Linked DNA regions of Homo sapiens: regions 1, 2 and 3 are each linked to region 4. Evidence: chromatin contacts called from ENCODE Hi-C or POLR2A ChIA-PET data. All regions are on one chromosome and are shown on one strand. The core of a region is the stretch at or near the end of the contact, and the rest is flanking DNA. Distances in the headings are between cores, read along the strand shown. Region 1 holds the start of GNB2 (G protein subunit beta 2). Region 2 holds the start of FBXO24 (F-box protein 24). Region 3 holds the start of AGFG2 (ArfGAP with FG repeats 2). Region 4 holds the start of FIS1 (fission, mitochondrial 1).

What was found. A loop is a pair of places that touch in the nucleus more often than their neighbours do. ChIA-PET counts read pairs that join two places held with the same protein, here RNA polymerase II (POLR2A). Pooled maps may share reads with other maps.
Region 1: a loop to region 4 is called in a map of naive thymus-derived CD4-positive, alpha-beta T cell, with 4 times the contacts of the local background. The contact joins the promoter of GNB2 here to the promoter of FIS1 in region 4. A Hi-C loop is called at or near these places in 2 of 168 maps with a recorded cell type or tissue (gastrocnemius medialis and naive thymus-derived CD4-positive, alpha-beta T cell), 2 of 37 single-sample maps with no recorded cell type and 10 of 50 pooled maps. POLR2A ChIA-PET finds 5 or more read pairs at or near these places in 3 of 52 experiments (K562, activated CD8-positive, alpha-beta memory T cell and activated T-cell).
Region 2: a map of CD14-positive monocyte shows a loop between it and region 4 (5-fold over the local background). The contact joins the promoter of FBXO24 here to the promoter of FIS1 in region 4. A Hi-C loop is called at or near these places in 1 of 168 maps with a recorded cell type or tissue (CD14-positive monocyte), 2 of 37 single-sample maps with no recorded cell type and 7 of 50 pooled maps. POLR2A ChIA-PET finds 5 or more read pairs at or near these places in 3 of 52 experiments (HepG2, IMR-90 and OCI-LY7).
Region 3: a loop to region 4 is called in a map of naive thymus-derived CD4-positive, alpha-beta T cell, with 10 times the contacts of the local background. The contact joins the promoter of AGFG2 here to the promoter of FIS1 in region 4. A Hi-C loop is called at or near these places in 2 of 168 maps with a recorded cell type or tissue (naive thymus-derived CD4-positive, alpha-beta T cell and transverse colon) and 7 of 50 pooled maps. POLR2A ChIA-PET finds 5 or more read pairs at or near these places in 2 of 52 experiments (GM12878 and RWPE1).

Annotation. Positions count from the first base shown.
Region 1 is chr7:100,670,753-100,674,989 of GRCh38, forward strand. GNB2 (G protein subunit beta 2) reads left to right here and starts at 2,988. Exons shown (of 10, transcript NM_005273.4): 1 at 2,988-3,171. RefSeq lists silencers at 2,518-2,647, 2,658-2,737, 2,988-3,167 and enhancers at 3,598-3,807, 4,008-4,087.
Region 2 is chr7:100,583,466-100,587,593 of GRCh38, forward strand. FBXO24 (F-box protein 24) reads left to right here and starts at 2,863. Exons shown (of 10, transcript NM_033506.3): 1 at 2,863-3,199. The coding sequence starts at 3,161. It overlaps LRCH4 (leucine rich repeats and calponin homology domain containing 4), which reads right to left and starts at 2,664. Exons shown (of 18, transcript NM_002319.5): 1 at 2,416-2,664. The coding sequence starts at 2,635. RefSeq lists enhancers at 139-827, 281-575, 548-707, 973-1,486, 1,487-2,000 and silencers at 2,142-2,191, 2,232-2,661, 3,422-3,541.
Region 3 is chr7:100,536,896-100,541,672 of GRCh38, forward strand. It overlaps AGFG2 (ArfGAP with FG repeats 2), which reads left to right and starts at 2,308. Exons shown (of 12, transcript NM_006076.5): 1 at 2,308-2,672. The coding sequence starts at 2,452. RefSeq lists an enhancer at 1,658-2,159 and silencers at 2,039-2,318, 2,369-2,668.
Region 4 is chr7:101,242,443-101,246,633 of GRCh38, forward strand. It overlaps FIS1 (fission, mitochondrial 1), which reads right to left and starts at 2,639. Exons shown (of 5, transcript NM_016068.3): 1 at 2,518-2,639; 2 at 1,565-1,697. The coding sequence starts at 2,562. RefSeq lists enhancers at 2,283-2,332, 2,423-2,662.

The DNA.
Region 1 (4,237 bases), core at 1,738-4,237, 570 kb before region 4:
TCTGTAATCCCAGCACTTTGGGAGGCCGAGGCGGGCAGATCACGAGGTCAGGAGTTCAAGACCAACCTGGCCAACATGAAACCCCATCTCTGCTAAAAATGCAAAAATTAGCCAGGCCTGGTGGCATGCTCCTATAATCCCAGCTACTCGGGAGGCTGAGACAGGAGAATCGCTTGAACCCAAGAGGCAGAGGTTGCAGTAAGCCGAGATTGTGCCATTGCACTCCAGCTCTGGGTGACAGAGCAAGACTCCATTTCAGAAAAAAAAAAAAAAGAAAAAAGAAAAAACAATTGTTTTTGAAAAGTGATTTGTAATGTCTTTCACAGAGACTAAATGAAGAGTATGTTTTGATACTTTTTAAAATATAATTTCATCTTTTTAGATTCTGACTCATGTGCACATGAATGTACCCATGTACATGGGTATATCTTGTGATGCTGAAGTTTGGGGTACAATTGATCCCGTCACCTGGGGTACAGTACCCAATAGGTAGTTTTTCAACCCTTCCCCCCTCTAGTAATCCCCCGTGTCTATTGTTCCCATCTTTATGTTCATGAGTACCCAGTGTTTAGCTCCTACTTATAAGTGAGAACATGCAGTGTTTGGTTTTCTGTTCCTGCAGAAATTTATCCACTTAGGATAAAAGCCTCTAGCTGCATCCATGTTACTGCAAAGGACACGATTTCTTCTTCTTTTCTTTTCTTTTGTTTCTTCTTTCTTTCTTTCCCTTCCTTCCTTCTCTCTTTTCTTTCTCTTTCTCTCTCTCTCTCTTTTCTGCATCCATGTTGCTGCAAAGGACATGATTTCTTCTTTTTTCTCTCTTCCTTTCTCTTTCCTTTCTTTTTTTCTTTCCTTCCCTTCCTTCCCTCCTTTTCTTTCTTTTACTTTTTCTTCTTTTGTCTTTCTTTCTTCTTCTTGAGTCAAAGTCTTGCTCTGTTGCCCAGGCCGGAGTGCAGTGAGTGGTGTGATTTTGGCTCACTGCAACCTCCGCCTCCCGGGTTCAAGCAATTCTCCTGCCTCAGCCTCCTGAGTAGCTGGGATTACAGGTGTGTGCCACCACGCCCAGCTAATGTTTGTATTTTTAGCAGAGACGGGGTTTCACCATATTGGCCAGGCTTGTCTCAAACTCCTGACCTCAAGTGATCCACCCGCCTCGGCCTCTCACAGTGCTAGGATTACAGGCGTGAGCCCCATCTCGTTCTTTCTTATGGCTGCGTGTTTTGATACTTTCAAATTACAAGGACTCAGTGAAGGCTATTCGTTGCCTTGAACTTCCCAAAGCATTTCCACAATCGATGGGGTTCTCAGTAAGAATCCGGGACTTGGAGGGCAGATGCTGTCAACATCCCCATTTAACAGATGTGGAAACTGAGGCCTAGACCTACGTTCTTGTCCCTTTACAGGCAAGGTCCCTGGAGGAAGGGGTTCATCTAGAGGCTCATACAGATAAACTGGAATGTACAGTAAAGTTTTGGCTGCCTGGGTTCATATCTAAACTCTGCAGCCTCAGGTCTCTTTCCACTATTAGAAAATGGGGAGAAGGCTGGGCGCGGTGGCTCACGCCTGTAATCCCAGCACTTTGGGAGGCCGAGACGGGCACATCACCTGAGGTCAGGAGTTTGAGACCAGCCTGGCCGACATGGTGAAACCTCGTCTCTACTAAAAATACAAAAAAAAATTAGCTGGGCATGGTGGCGGGCGCCTGTAATCCCACCTACTCCAGAGGCTGAGGCAGGAGAATCGCCTGAACCCAGGAGGCGGAGGTTGCAGTGAGCCGAGATCATGCCACTGCACTTCAGCCTGGGCGACAGAGTGAGACCCTGTCTCCAAAAAAAAAAAAAAGAAAAGAAAAGAAAATGGGGAGAATGTTAGCACTTAATTTCCCAGTATTGTGAGACTTAACATATGTCAGCCTGGGCAGCATAGCAAGACCCCACCTCTACCAAAAATTTAAAAATTAGCTGGGCATGGTGGCTGGGGCACGCCTGTGGTCCCAGGTACTAGGGAGGCTGAGGCAGGAAGATCACTTGAGCCGAGGAGATTGAGGTGGCAGTGACCTACAATCGCGTCACTGTACTCCAATTAAAAAATAAGTGTCGGGCCAGGCGCGGTGGCTCACGCCTGTAATCCCAGCACTTTGGGAGGCCGAGACAGGCAGATCACGAGGTCAGGAGATGGAGACCATCCTGGCTAACACCGTGAAACCCCGTCTCTACTAAAAATACAAAAAATTAGCCGGGTGTGGTGGCACACGCCTGTAGTCCCAGCTACTCAGGAGGCTGAGGCAGGAGAATCGCTTGCACCCGGGCGGCGGAGGTTGCAGTGAGTTGAGATAGCACTCCAGCCTGGGCGACAGAGAGAGACTCCGTCTCAAAAAAAAAAAGTGTGGCTCTCAATAAATGAGTTGTTATTTCAGTGGCAAGCCCTGAAAGGGGGTCTACAAAGGCCCAGTGGGCGAGGCTGAGGAAATGCCTGGACACGACCCTTCTCATGGCATTCCCGGGGCGCCCGCATCAGCCCCTACCCACTCCCGCTCGGGGACTTTCTCGGAATCGCGCTTCTTCTTCCAGCAGCCTCGAGGCCGGCCCCGTCCAGGTCTCTTTAGCTCCGCCCCCTGGTGAGGGGCGTGGCCTCCTCAGGGCCGGGGCGTGGCCCAACCGGGAACTGGGGCGTCGAACTCCCCTTCCCAGTCTGGAGCCACCCATTCCAGGCGGGGCGGGAGGCTGATCACGTGACCAGCGAGCGGTCTCACCCTCCTCATATGCCAGTACCACCTCCTCCAGTCCCAGAGGGGGGATGTCTTACTCCTTTCCGTGAAGCAAACCCTTTGAGTACGGTTTGCGTCCACAAAGCGTAGGGTGAGAACCTTGGGAGCGACTGGGCCCGTCTTTGCTCCCTCGGTGGGGTTTTGTCTCCTGGCTTCCCCCAAGTGCGAGGCAGTTGGTCTCGCCCAGCCGGGTCCTGGGCGCGGCGGCGGCAGCCGCGTCACTGGCGGGCGGGATCCCTCCGCTCTGGGGAGGCAGCGCTGGCGGCGGGGCTGGGGCCACTGAGGAAATCCATCCGCGCCGCCGCCGCCGCCGCCGCCGCCGCCGCCGCCGCCTCCGCCGCGGAGGAAGACAGCGCCGCCCGCGCACCGCCAGCGACCTCCGCCGCAGAGTCCCACCGCCACAGGTACCTTCGCTGGCAAAAGGAGTCCTCTCGCCCCCCAGCCCCAATTTCCCCCAGGGGAACCTCTCTTCCTTCGGTCTCCCGGGGCTGGCCTCCTGGGAGCGGACGTAACTCCCCAGACCTCCGCTCCCTTCCCCTCTTGCCCGGTCGCTCCCAAACCCGGAAGGGGAACTGGGGAACCCTCGCCCCCCACCGTGCGTGCGCTTCCCCGCACCATCAGCGAAGTTTTTGCCCGACCCCAGACCCCAGCCCAGCCCCGACTGCCTCTTGCTCCCTCGGAAGTTGGGGGGCTAAATTCCGGGCTTCCTCTAGGCCCCGCCCCGCCCCCTTTCCCCACCGCCACCCTCCCGCCTGCCCCCGGGGAGCACCCCTCGTGTCCTCCACTGTCGCACCCCTGCCGGCCCTCGCCTTGCACAACTCCAAAATCGGGGAGAAGCAGGCAAGGCCGCGCGCCACCCTTCCTTTCGTCTCCACCCTACCCACGATTTGGGTGCTGCCCGTGGTTTCTGGCCCCACTCGCCGAAACTGGAGCCCTCGGCGCCCTATTCCCTTTACAGATCCTCACCCCAAGCCCAGCTCCCAGGCGCCCGCCCCCCGCCCAGCTTTCTTTTAGGCAAAATGGAGGTCGTAGGGGCTGGAGGGCCAGGCCCACTGCGCTTCGCAGCGCCGCACCAGCCCGCGCCTTCCAGCTGCCAGATCCAGGGACCCTCCCGTCACTCTCCTGAGCCCCGCCAGACCTGCGGAGGCGGTTGCACCCTCATTTCTCTATGGAGCGCCGGCTGCTATATCCCTAGAGTCTGGGGGCTGCTGAGGGCCCTGGGGGGTGATGGGGACCGAGGGCTGAGAACGTCGCCCCCGCCCCCAGTTTCTTCCTCCAGCCGTGCTTCCTTCTGCCCTGGGCCTCCGGCGGTGCCGCCAGGCCTGGGCTGCTAGTAGGTGGAAGAGGCTTTGTGCGGGCCTGGGGGTTGGGTAGAGTAAGGAGTTCTGCCCGCACCCCCCATCCCCCGATTTTGAGGGTCACCCCTTGGCACTGGCGTAGAAAGCTGAACTTACAAGGAGGGGAAATGTC
Region 2 (4,128 bases), core at 1,613-4,112, 660 kb before region 4:
GGCGGAGTCCCAGGCCACAGACCTGGTGAGCTTCTCCAAGGGCCCTTCTCAGGGAAGGGCAGGCCAGCAAAAGCAAGCAGAGGAGAGAAGCCGGGTATATCCCCCAAGGAAATGAGTCTTGTGACAGGAAATGAAGTAGAAACAATCTGTCAGGTTCTGGCTCTGGTAGGCCCCGTGTTTACCAGGGTGGATGACAGCCTGATGCCCCGGGACCCCTTTCTCTTCCTCTCTGCCCAGCCCTGGTGCACAGACAGAAGCCCTGGCCTCAGAGATGACCGTTCTGGAGAGGGTGGGGGGATGGCATTTGCCCCTCCCAGCCTCGCCTCCACCTGCCCGCTTTCTCTGCAAATGTGTTTGTGTGTGTGCATGTGGACGAAGGGGGTGGAGACCGAGTTCTCAGAGTTCTGATGGGGTAGGCGGTGGCGGGGACAAAAGCTAGGAGCGGAAGGGAGCTCAGGCAGGAGGCAGGGCACTGGGGGCACAGGATGTGGTCTGGGAGAGAATGAGCTGCACTTCTCCTTTGCAAGATGGCCCCTCCCCGCCACCTCAGGATTCTTCCTACTATCACCCCAGGGAGCCTAGTCCAAGGGAGATCAGGGACCCAAGACTAGGCGACACGCAGCGAAGACACTCAGAAAGAGATGGGAGACGGGAGGGGAAGGCTCAAGGCAGTCCGGGCAGCAAGGCACTGATGCTTTTCGTCTGCTTGGAGGGCGAGGAGAGATGGAGGGCAGGGTATGGGCAACTGTATGTTTTTGTCACTTCCCCTTTCTGTCCCTGCTTGCGGAGAGGGGACAGAGGAGAGAATTCTGGACAAGAGGGACCCCACTTGGCCTAGAACCTGGGCCCTGTGTAGAGAGTGGGGCAGAGGAGGGTTCTTGGGAAGCTGGGATTTCCGACCCCCCCCCAAGCTCACAGGAGCACGGCTGCACCCTGAGCCGGAATGCTGGGGGAGGAGGGGGCCGGGGGCGGGAGCTGGGAGGGGCCGGGGAGCTCCGGGTAGTTTTCCCCAAGAGTCCACACAGGGAGAGACAGCCTAAGGAAGTAAAGAATAACATTTGGTCTTTGTCAAAAAACAACCAAGGGGGAGGGGAAGGGAACAGACAGTGAGTGTCACACAGCTGCTGAGGTCAATCTGGAGTGTGGGGTTAGGTGGGGGTGGGAGGGAACAGGGCTGTAAGGGGCAGGAATGGCTCCTGGAGCTCACTCATTCCCCATCTCAAGTGTTGCAGAGCAGGCGAGATCAGTGGGGAGGTTTCGACTGGTTCTCCCCAGAAGAGGGAAGAGGATGTGTGCCAGTGCCGGCCTGAGTGTTCCCAGGTGAGCAGGCACCTGCTTAGGGAGAAGTAAGCACTATCCTCCAGCTCTGGTCCCCCACCGTGCAGATGAGAGGAGGAAGAGGCCTGGGCTGGGGTGAGGCTTCGGGAATGCAGTCCTCCTCCCTGATCCTGATCCCCACCCCCAGCTGCCGGCCCAAGGTCATAGGCTGCCTCCTGAGTAGCTGAGGCTTGACTCACCTGTCACAGTTAAGTCCCCCACCCCCTACCATCCACAGACACCAGGGTGGAGGGTGCATGGTTGGACAGATCCTGCGGGTGGAGGCGTGGAAGGACAGTCTCTAGCTGGCCAGCACTCCCAGCTAGGAGATAAGATTTCCTTCCCTCCAGCAACGGCCTCAAGTCCCTCCCCCGGGGGAAAGCAGAAACTGAAATGGGAATTCTAAGATCCCTATGAGGTCACAGGCTCCACAGTGACCTCACAGGCTTAGGAAGGAGGAGGAGGAATCTCAGATAAGCCGGTTGGGGATAATAGGCGGAAGAGCTCAGGGAGAAAAGAGTGAGGGGAGGTAGAGATTTGTTTCTTTCCCATAGGCTGGAGAGCTGCGTGGACAGTGGAGAGGGCCAGGACCTTAGGGGGCGGGGTTGCGGCACAGAAAGCAGAAACCTCGGGCTTAGGGGCCAGTCACTGGGAAGGGGGTGCCCGGGGCTGCTCGGATCTCGGTGGGACGGGGGTTAAGAGGTGTAGATGAAGAGGGAGAGAAAGCAGTTATTAGAGGAGCTCGTGGGGACTGCTTCATAGACCGATTGGAGCTGAGGTTAAGAGATCATGTAAATAAGCCAACCAGGTGAGGGGCGGGACCATCCTACAGGTGCGCAGATATGCAAATAAAGAGAAAGGAGGAATCTCTCCCAACGCTCGGAGGCGCAGGGCGTTCTGTGCAAACGAGAAGCACGTTCATTGTCTAGGGGGTTCTCAAAGATGGGAGAGGATGGCTGCAGGTTTAGGGCAATCAGGAGGGGCAGCAACCCTGGCCGCCAGGTGAAGGGGCGGGCCCGACTCCCGGGCCGGGCGGGGCCCGGGGTGGGGCTATGCAAATGAGGGACCCGGTTGGGCCCGGGGCCCGGCTGCACTCACCAGCCTGGGTGATGTCTGACAGGTCGTAGCTACGGGCCGCGCCCCGGGGGAAGTGCTTCAAGCGCCGGTTAGACAGGTTCAGGGTCCCGGTGGCCACGGCCTCCTCTAGGGCCCGCTCTGCACTGCGTCTCCCCGGCAGACCTGGAGACCCGGGCACGGAGGTCGTGGCTGCCGCCTCCTCACCCCCGGCGGCGAGTGGAGCCGCTACGGCCGCCGCCATCCGCTCCCGGCGGCTCCCGCTGCCTGACTGACGGGACCGGCCGTCCCTCCTTCCCCCACCCCCTCCTTGGAGCCGCCGTAGTTGCCTCAAGGGGGAGGGAGCGGTGTCCGGGACCGGACGGACCAATCGTGGCCCCGAGACGCGTCAGAAGCGGCCAATCAGAACCCGTCAGTGGGGGTGGAGCTCCGGCGCCGGAGTCTGACGAGAGAAGGGAGGGGAACAAGGATAGAGCGCTCGCCAACGGCCGACGCTCCAGGCCGTCCCGCCCAGCGCAGCTGCACCCAATCACAATGCTCAGATCGGGAGGTGGAGCCAATCAGGTCCAACCAAGAGGAGGGGACACCGGCACTCCACTAGCAGGAAAACGGGCCGAGGGACCGCAAGCAGGGGGTGCCTAGTCCTCGTCCCCCAAAGACCAATCGTAAGCCAGATACAGGCGAGTGACTGTCAAGAAGGCCAATTAGAGCCTCCGAAGGGAATCTGGACCTGCCTCTTCTCTGAGGGACGGCTCTACCTACCAATAGCATGGGCGAGAAGGCGGTCCCTTTGCTAAGGAGGAGGCGGGTGAGCTAGAACTTTAAGACTGAGGTTAAGAATGAACGCGGAGCCCCTGGCCGGCCGGGAACGCAGTTCGCCGCTGCAGTGGCGAGTGCGAGCTGGACGTGTTAGGGGGCTAGCCGGCGTCCAGGGCTTGAGGGGATTCGGGCGACTGCTTGAGGCCAGTGCACTGGCGGTTGTCGCAGCTGAAGGGGCAGCGGGGGGACCTCCGACTGTGAAGCCTCTGGCAGGGGTCTCGGGACCCCCGGGCTGGGGGCGGGCGGGGGGCTTCCCAGAGCCTGGAGATGCCCAGCTCGAGGAGGGAGGGTGTAGGTGCAGCGTTGCACGGTCTGCCGTCTCACCCGAGGAGCTCCCCTGGACAGGAATGGAGAGGGGACCAGACCACGGGGTTTTAGAGGCTTAGAAAGGATCTCACCGCCTAGAACACGCCCTTGGTGCTACGAATGCAGAAACTGAGGCAGAGGGAAGTTGATGCGTTAGCAAGAGCGAACAGCAAGTTCCTGACAGCTGGCTTGCTCTAGAAACCAGGTCTCTGGATCCTCCACGCACAGCCCTTTCCCGCTCCCTCAGTTTTCACAGTGGATGTTTTCACTCCCTTCCTCTCTTCCTCCCTCCCTCCCTCTCCCTTCCGTTCCCTTCCTCTTTTTATTTTTTTATTTTTTGAGATGGAGTCTCGCTCAGTCGCCCAGGCTGGAGTGCAGTGGCGCGATCTCGGCTCACAGCAACCTCCACTGTCCGGGTTCAAGCAATTCTCCTGCCTCAGCCTCCCGAGTAGCTGGGACTACAGGCGCCCGCCACCACACCCGGCTAATTTTTTGTATTTTAGTAGAGACGGGGTTTCACCGTGTTGCCCAGGCTGGTCGCAAACTCAGGAGCTCAGGCAATATGCCCTCCTCGGCCTCCCAAAGTGCTGGCATTACAGGCGTGAGCCACCG
Region 3 (4,777 bases), core at 1,058-3,557, 710 kb before region 4:
AAATCAAAAATTAGCCAGGCATGGTGGTGTGCGCCTGTAGTCTCAGCTACCCTGGAGACTGAGGTGGGAGGATCACTTGAACTGGGGAGGTTGAGGCTGCAGTGAGGTATGATTGTGCCACTGCCCTCCAACCTGGGCAGCAGAGCAAGACCTTGTCTCAAAAAAAAAAAAAAAAACAAAAAAAACAAAACAAAACAAAAAGAGGCCGGGTGCGGTGACTCACGTCTGTAATCCTAGCACTTTGGGAGGCCAAGGTGGGTGGATCATTTGAAGTCAGGACTTCAAGACCAGCCTGGCCAATATGGTGAAACCCCATCTCTACTAAAAATACAAAAATTAGCTGGACATGGTGGCACGCACCTGTAATCCCAACTACTTGGGAGGCTGAGGCAGGAGAATCGCTTGAACCTGGGAGATGGAGGCTGAGGTGGGCGGATCACTTGAGCCCAGGAGGTCCAGACCAGCCTGGGCAATATAGTGAGACCCAATCTCTACAAAAAATTTTTAAAAATTCGCCAGGCATGGTGGTGCACAGCTGTACTCCCAGCTACTTGGAAGGCTGAGGTGGAAGGATCACTTGAGTCCAGAAGGTTGAGGCTGCAGTGAGCCATGATTGTGTCACTGCACTCCAGCCTGGGTGATAAAGCGAGACCCTGTCTCAAAAAAAAAGTAATTGTTTTAAAAATGGTGACCAACCCAATCTGAAGTACCCAACAGGTGGCCAGGCATTGTGGCTCATGCTTGTAATCCCAGCACTTTGGGACGCCAAGGCGGGAGGCTCACTTGAGGCCATGAGTTTGAGACCAGCCTGGCCAACATGGTGAAATCCTGTCTCTACTAAAAATACAAAAATTGGCCGGGCGCGGTGGCTCACGCCTGTAATCCCAGCACTTTGGGAGGCCAAGACCGGCGGATCACGAGGTCAGAAGATCGAGACCATCCTTGCTAACACGGTGAAACCCCGTCTCCACTGAAAATACAAAAAAATTAGCCAGGCGTGGTGGCGGGTGCCTGTAGTCCCAGCTACTCGGGAGGCTGAGGCAGGAGAATGGCGTGAACCCAGAAGGCGAAGCTTGCAGTGAGCCGAGATCGTGCCACTGCACTCCAGCCTGGGCGACAGAGCGAGACTCCATCTCAAATAATAATAATCATAATAATAAAAATACAAAAATTATCTGGGGGTGGTGGTGGCCGCCTGTAATCCCAGCTACTCAGGAGACTGAGGCATGAGAATTGCTTAAACCCAGGAGGCAGAGGTTGCAGTGAGCTGACATCGTGCCACTGCACTCCAGTCTGGGCAACAGAGTGAGACTCCATCTCAAAAAATTAAAATTAAATTAAAAAATTAAAAAAGTACCCAAAAAGTCTTTTCCAAGATGTGATTTTAATTCTCTGCGTAGGATTTATTACTAACTGGTGATTCTTTAATTTGTGTATTGTTTGCTTCCCCCTACTAGAAACTAAGCTCTATAAGAATATTTTGTTTGATTGCTTCGCTGCTGTATTCTATTCCCAGTGTCTAGAACGTGCCTGAAACCTAGCAGACACTCAGTGTTTGTTAAATGAATAATCGAATAATAGTCCACCTACTAGGAGGGTTAAAGGCAGGGTTTCTAAAGTTGGAAGACCCAGAGTGGAATCCTGGGCCACGCACTCGTGTGATCTGCCGCAAGTTGTTGAACCTAAGGGTGTAAAATGGGGATTCCACCTCTGGGATAGGCGGAGCGAATGAAATGACATTTATAAAGCACTCCCTTCGCTCTGTGGCTCAGGAATTAGAGCACTGGTCTAGTAAAGCACTCTTGCTCCCTCTCCCTCTCTCCCTTAAGCGCTCTCTTCTTTCCCCCTCCTGCTCAGCCCCTCACATGGCCACTTCTCTTCGGCTTTGCATGACACTCTACACAGTCTAGAGTAAGCCTTTGAAATTTGCCGGGAATTAACGTCATCAGTCGGGAGGACGACAGCTACGCACGCGCGGGGCACCTCCTCTGTCTCGCGCGCTAACTTTGCAGCCCCGCCAGCCAATCAAAATTAGCGTCGGAGCCCGAGTGCCGAGGACTCACCAATCGGAACTAGGAGGCGGGCCACGGTGGAGGCAGCGGCGAGAGGGGGCGGGGACAAGGAGAGGGCACGCACGGTTCTCGCTGCTGGGGTCTCTGCCGGCCAATAGGAGAGGCCTGAGGCCTGAAGGCGGTGGGGCGGGGCATTGGCGGCTCCAGCAACCGGAGGCCGTCCCAGGGAGGGCCAATCGGAGTAAGGAGGTGGGAGAAACCTAGCCAATCAGTGTGCAGGACGGGCAAGGAGGGTGGTGGACGGCGAAGTCTCCTGCGGATGCCGCCCGCTCCCGAGCTTCTGTCAGGGGAGCCGGGCGTGCGGAGGCGGCTGAGGAGGCGGGAAGGCGGCAGTGGTTGAAGGGGTGATTGCTGACTAGCGGGGAGGGAGTGGGCAGCGATGGTGATGGCGGCGAAGAAGGGCCCGGGCCCGGGCGGCGGGGTCAGCGGGGGCAAGGCGGAGGCGGAGGCGGCCTCGGAGGTGTGGTGCCGTCGGGTGCGGGAGCTGGGTGGCTGCAGCCAGGCCGGGAACCGCCACTGCTTCGAGTGCGCCCAGCGCGGGGTCACCTACGTGGATATCACCGTGGGCAGCTTCGTGTGCACCACCTGCTCCGGCCTCCTGTGAGTGACCGGGAGGGAGTGGCCGAGGTCGGCGTGGGGGGACCCGGGGGCGGGGTGGGGAGGCCGGGGCTCCGGGGCGCGAGGGAAGGGGGCCGAGGTGAGGGGCGGAGGGGAGGTCAGGGAACGCGCCGGCTGTGGGGACGGGGTCGTCTGCTGCAGCGGTGTGGTGGGGAGGGGAAAGGGCAGGGGAGAGGAAGCAAGGCCGGAGTCGCTCTGCGGAGAGAAGGGTACGGGTGCAGAAAGACGCCCGGAGAGGGACCGAGAAACTCCCCGAGGGGGTCGAGGCAAACTGCAAGTGGGGAGGGAGAAAGTGCGGAGGATGGAAGGGAACTCGGAGTGGGATGGGGTGTCGGGACTTAAAGGGCCAGAAAATGACATGCACCTTTAGAGGGAACTTCATGCAGGTGGAAAGCAAAAAGGAAAAAGGTGGGGAAAGCCGGCCTGGAGATGGACGGGCACCTTTCTTCCTTCGGGCTTGTGTCCCTGCTGGAGTGTGAGATGCAGAAGCCAGCTGAAACTTGGTTGAAATTCCTATGATTAGAGTACAGGATTAAAAAAAAAAAAAAAAGCGAATTAACCCCGATTGACAGCCTAGAGATAGTGGCTGGAAGGGAGCCATGGTCCAGAGTTCAGGTGTAGATACTAATCTTAGCAGGGCTTTGAAATGTTACCCAGAAGGTAAAACTCTTACGAAATCTAAGAGATGAGAGCCAATGGGTTACCCTGGTAGAGAGCTTAGCTTTTTCAAACGTTTGCACGTCTAGGTGAGCCATCCTGAAGGTTAATCATTTACACCTTTAAGATCCCTGTTGCCATGACTGGATCCTGGTGGTAGCATCCAGGAAACTCTAGATTTTGGGGGGGCTTTGGTGCATCATCTGAGTGCTACTCTTGGCATTGGTACTGTTCGGTCATGCCAGAGTGAATTTACAGCCACAATTCTAGCCTAGATTTCTGGTTATATAGTAAAGCCCCCTCCACTCCCCTCTGCACTCCTCCTACTCCCAAATTAAGATATTATTTGGTTAGATGCATGATTAACATCTGATATCAGGCCTGGATCTCTGTTTTTTAATAAGTTTGTCAAGGGATTTATTTTGACAATTTTTTAGTCTTATTTTAAGACACTGTTGTTTTTGTTTTGTTTTTTAAAAAATGCTTTCCAGCCAGGCGCTGTGGCTCACGCCTGTAATCCTAGCACTTTGGGAGGCCGAGGCAGGCAGATCATGAGGTCAAGAGATCGAGACCATCCTGGCCAACATGGTGAAACCCCATCTCTACTAAAAATACAAAAATTACCTGGGTGTGGTGGCGCGCACCTGTACTCCCAGCTACTTGGGAGGCTGAGGCAGGAGAATCACTTGAACCCGGGAGGTGGAGGTTGCAGTGAGCTGAGATTGCGCCACTGCACTTCAGCCTGGCGACAGAGCAAGACACTGTCTCAAAAAAAAAAAAAAAAAAAAAAGCTTTCCCTGTCTTGATACCTTTAGGAGCCAGGGAGCGAGCACTATTGTTCTTGCAAGACAGATGGGAGAACAGAAGCAAAGAGAGGTTTCGTAACTTATCCAGTGCCATATGGGCATTGCGGTTTCCAACATTTGTTGTTTGATATTAGTGATGATCATGGCAGACCAGCAATGAGGATTTAGTTTTCTCAAGATACCGTTTGGAATTATTTACTTCGTTTTAACCTCCTTTGCTAAACTTCTCTCTGGGTTCTGATCAACCTCACTTGTGGGTTGTAAGGATGAACTTGACTTTGGTCTAAGTAAAAGTCATCGTGGCTCTTGGGATAATGATTGAGAACCCAAACAGTAATGTGTCATAAACTGAGATGGACTGAAATGAAGCAAGAGGATAGAGACTCGAGAGTGGGTGAAGAACTCTGGGGAGAGATTGAGCAACGTTTAGGAGTATGTATAGGGGTCGGGCTCGGTGGCTCAGTATGTATAGGAGGCCAAGGTGAGCAGATCACTTGAGGTCAGGAGTTTCGAGACCAGCCTGGCCAACATGGCGAAATCTCATCTCTTACTAAAAATACAAAAATTAGCCAGGCATGGTGGCAGGTGCCTGTAATCCCAGCTACTTAGGAGGCTGAGGCAAGA
Region 4 (4,191 bases), core at 1,389-3,888:
GGTAAAATTATTTGTATCTTTTAAGAAAGAGTCTTATTTTTATAGTTTTTTTTTTTTTTTTTTTGAGACGGAGTCTCACTGTGTTGCCCAGGCTGGAGTGCAATGGCGTGATCTTGGCTCACTGCAACCTCTGTCTCCCGAGTTCAAGTGATTCTCCTGCCTCAGCCTACTGCGTAGCTGGGATTAAAGGTGTGCGCCACCAGGCCCAGCTAATTTTTGTATTTTTAGTAGAGACAGGGTTTCACCATGTTGATTAGGCTGGTCTCGAACCCCTGACCTCGTGATCCGCCTGCCCTGGCCTCCCAAGGTGCTGGGATTACAGGTGTGAGCCACTGTGCCTGGCCATTTTTATAGATTTTCAATAGGCATCCTTTGCTAACACAGTCAGCATTCTGTATTCATAGATTCAACGAACCATGGATCAAAAATACTCAGAAAAAAAAAAAAGATAGTTGCATCTGTATTGAACATGAACAGACCTTTTTTTCTTGCCATTATTCCCTAAACAATACAGTATACTATTTACACAGCATTTACATTGTATTTGGTATTATAAGTAATCTACAGATGATTTAAAGTATATGGGAGAAGGTGCACAGGTTACATGTAAATACCATGCGATTTTATATACGGGACTTGGGTGGCTATTGGTATCTGTGGGGGTGGGGTTCCTAGAACCAATCCCCCATGGCTACAGAGGGATGGCTGTACACTGACTGTGTGCTTATAAATGATTATTTGAACACAAGGAGCTACAGAGAAACTAAGTGGTTAAGTATTGTGGCCTCTGACAAATGATGACCCACCTAAAACCAATAGGAAATAGGGTTCCCATCCAAAAAGCACTATCTGGCTGGACGAGGTGGCTCACACCTGTAATCCCAACACTGTGGGAGGCCGAGGTGGGCAGATCACCTGAGGTCAGGAGTTAGAGACCAGCCTGACCAACATGGTGAAACCCTATCTCTACAAAAAATACAAAAATTAGCTGGGCGTGGTAGTGGGCACCTGTAATCCCAGCTACTCAGGATGTTGATGCAGGAGAATTGCTTGAACCGGGAGGTGGTGGTTGCAGTGAGCTGAGACAGCGCCACTGTACTCCAGCCTGGGGGACAGAGCAAGACTCCGTCTCAAACAAAAACAAAAAACAAAAAGCACTATCTGCTCACAATTTTGTAGGACAGTCCTCTGTACCTCTTCCATGCCACAAAAGATTCTCAATAGCTGCTAAGCAACACGGTGGTGGTGTTGGGGGGAAGGGCATGGGCCTAGGTCTCACAAAACAGGAGCTTCTAGTCCCAATTCAGCCATTAACTGATTAGTTGGGTGACCTCAAGTCACTTTCCCAGATCAAGACAGTCCTGGGGGAACTGACATGCTACACTCTGTCTGGCAAAACAATGGTGGGCGGTAAGTAGCCAAAAGTTCACTGGGAGACGTCAAGCTAAGTATAGCCCTTGGTGCAGTAAATCTACCGGAGACAACTCAGAGGTGCCTGGACTACGGGGCCCACATCGCAGAGCAGCCCAGATGGCAGCGGGAAAGGGAGAGTACAGCGCCTCACCCTCGAGCAGCACGATGCCTTTACGGATGTCATCATTGTACTTGCTCCGCACCAGGCACCAGGCGTACTCAAACTGCGTGCTCTTGGACACCGAGCCTGCTGCCTTCTCAGACTGAAATTTCTTTTCAAACTTCTGCCACAGGGGAGGAAAGGAATCATTTAGAAATGTAGGGCGTCAACCATTCTCTATCTGGACATGCCATCTCCCTGGCTCTGCCCCTTTCCCTCGCAGGTCTCGGTATCTGGCACCCCAGCTTCTGCTATCTCCATGCCCGGGACCCAGGCTTTCGGCTCCTCCGGGCCTGCGGGCCAGCTCTTGGGACAGAGGCCCCCGGTCTCCCCTCCCCGCGGCGGTACCGAGCGGAGATGCCACCTGGTGGCAGCTCCAGGCACCGCTCCCGGAGCAGCTGACCCCGGCGGCCGAACAGTAAACACGCTGTCAGAACTGCTCAACAGCCCACGCGGTCCTCATTTGAGGCTGCTGGCCCCATCCTGCCCCACCCTGCCGGGCCTGGACCTTTTATTGTCCAGGAATAGAAGTAGTGCCTACCTCCTAGAGCTACAAAGACTGAGATCTGGCATGCGATGCCTTAGCACCGTGCCGGACGCAGTAATAGGTGACACCTTATGATGGTCACTGTATTCCTCCACCGCTGGAGGAGCGCCCTGAGCTCACAGCTCCTGCATGATCCCAGATCCCGTCAGTCTAACCACGGTCGGGCTCCAGGCCCGTAGTCTGAGGTGTGGGGGGCTCAGGACACTACAACTCCCAGGAGCCTCTGCGGCATAGCAGGCCCTCCGGGCAGGAGCCAGGCGCTGTGGAGGCTGCCGGGAGCCGTAGTTCGGCTTCCCTCGGCCAAGCCGATGCCGGGAGGAGGGTTCGGCCCCTACCTGACTCTCCTCAGGACCCGCCCTCCGACCTTCCCTTTCCCTCTGTCCGGGCCAGGCCTCACCAGCAGGTCCTCCACAGACACCAGCTCGTTCAGCACGGCCTCCATGGCCACTGCCCCCGCGAGCCTCACACTACAGTCTACTGTGCCACAGTCTCCATGGCCCAGTGGCAGGGGCGGAGAACCACTTCCGGCGTCCGGCGGATGCTGGCACGACCTGGCGACGCCCCGCCCCTTCCTCTCAGTTCAGCAGCGCCGGCGGGGCGCTAGTGCGCAGGCTCGGCCGGTCCCTCCAGCCCGCAGACTGCGCGCAGGGAGACCTTCCCCAGGTTGGTCTTCCCAGGTGCCTCAGCCGGTGCCTTCCTCTGTGGAGGCTTCCCTAGGGAAACTGGAGGCCATGTCTTGGCGGTTAGCCCCCAGGATGAAAACAGCAAAAAGAGGGTGGGTAGCTGACCAGAGATCACAGTACATTAGGGTGCCAAGCTGACGCCCCTCAGAAATCTAGGACCTTGGAGGCCACGTGACTATTCATCGCCTGCAACAAAATCTTAACTAGAACCGGGAGCCCGGCGCGTAGCTCACGTCCGAAGCCCAACAACTTGGGAGGCCGCGGCGGGAAGATCGCTGGAGGCCAGGAGTTCAAGACCAGCCTGAGCAACATAGCGAGACCCTATCTCTACAAAATTTTTAAAAAAATCAACCGGCGTGGTGGCGTGCACCTGTACTCCCAGCTACTGGGGCGGCTGAGGCAGGAGGATCGCTTGAGTCCGGGAGTTCGAGGCTGCAGTGAGTTATCGCGCCACTGCACTCCAGCTTGAGCGACAGAGACCTTGTCTCAAAAAACCCACCAACAGCAGCAAACTAGTATCGGGGTTTCTTGGGCCTCTGCTGACTCTCACAATGCAAGAGCAGAGGCAACTGGATCTGTAAACCACACAGCCACACAGGGGTAGTCATAGGAGACACTATCAACGGGAAGTTTTTCAAAAAGCAACGGCCCCATTATTGGCAGAGAAGGTCCAATTTTCAATATTATTTACATAAACCATTTTGGGAGTGCACCCCAGGCGGGAAACCTGCCACATGGGGTCACGGGCAATGGGGAGCTTAGCAGTGAGGAGCTATCAGAGCATGGGAAGGAGAAAGGTGTGGACACCTCTGGCTTCAGTTTCTGTGCAGTGAGGGGACTGGGTAAGTAGCAACTTTCAAATTCTTTTCCCCTTGAGTCACATTGGAGTGTAAGTTCCTTGAGGGCAGAGACTTACCTTGCTTATCCAGCATCTAGCACAGGGCTTGGCAGAGAGTGAGGGCTCAATAAATATTTGTTGAATAAACACGGAAAAAGCAAATTAATTGTAAACAAGGCACTGCACATGCAGGGGATAATCATCCAGACACCTTCCGCGTTTGCAAAGCCCCTTTAATTTTTATTATTTTTTAGAGACAGGGTCTCATTCTGTGGCCCAGGCTGGAGTGCATGCAGCGGCACAATCAGAGCTTACTGCAGCCTTGACCTCCTGAGCTCCTGTAATCCTCCTGCCTTAGTCTCCCAAGAAGCTGGGACTACAGGTGTGCACCACCACACCCAGGTTGTTTTTTGTTTTTTGTTTTTTTTTTCCGAGACAGTTTCTCGCTCTGTCACCCAGGCTGGAGCGCAGTGGCACAATCTCGGCTCACTGCAACCTCCGCCTCCTGGGTTCAAGCGATTCTCTTGCTTCAGCCTCCCAAGTAGCTGGG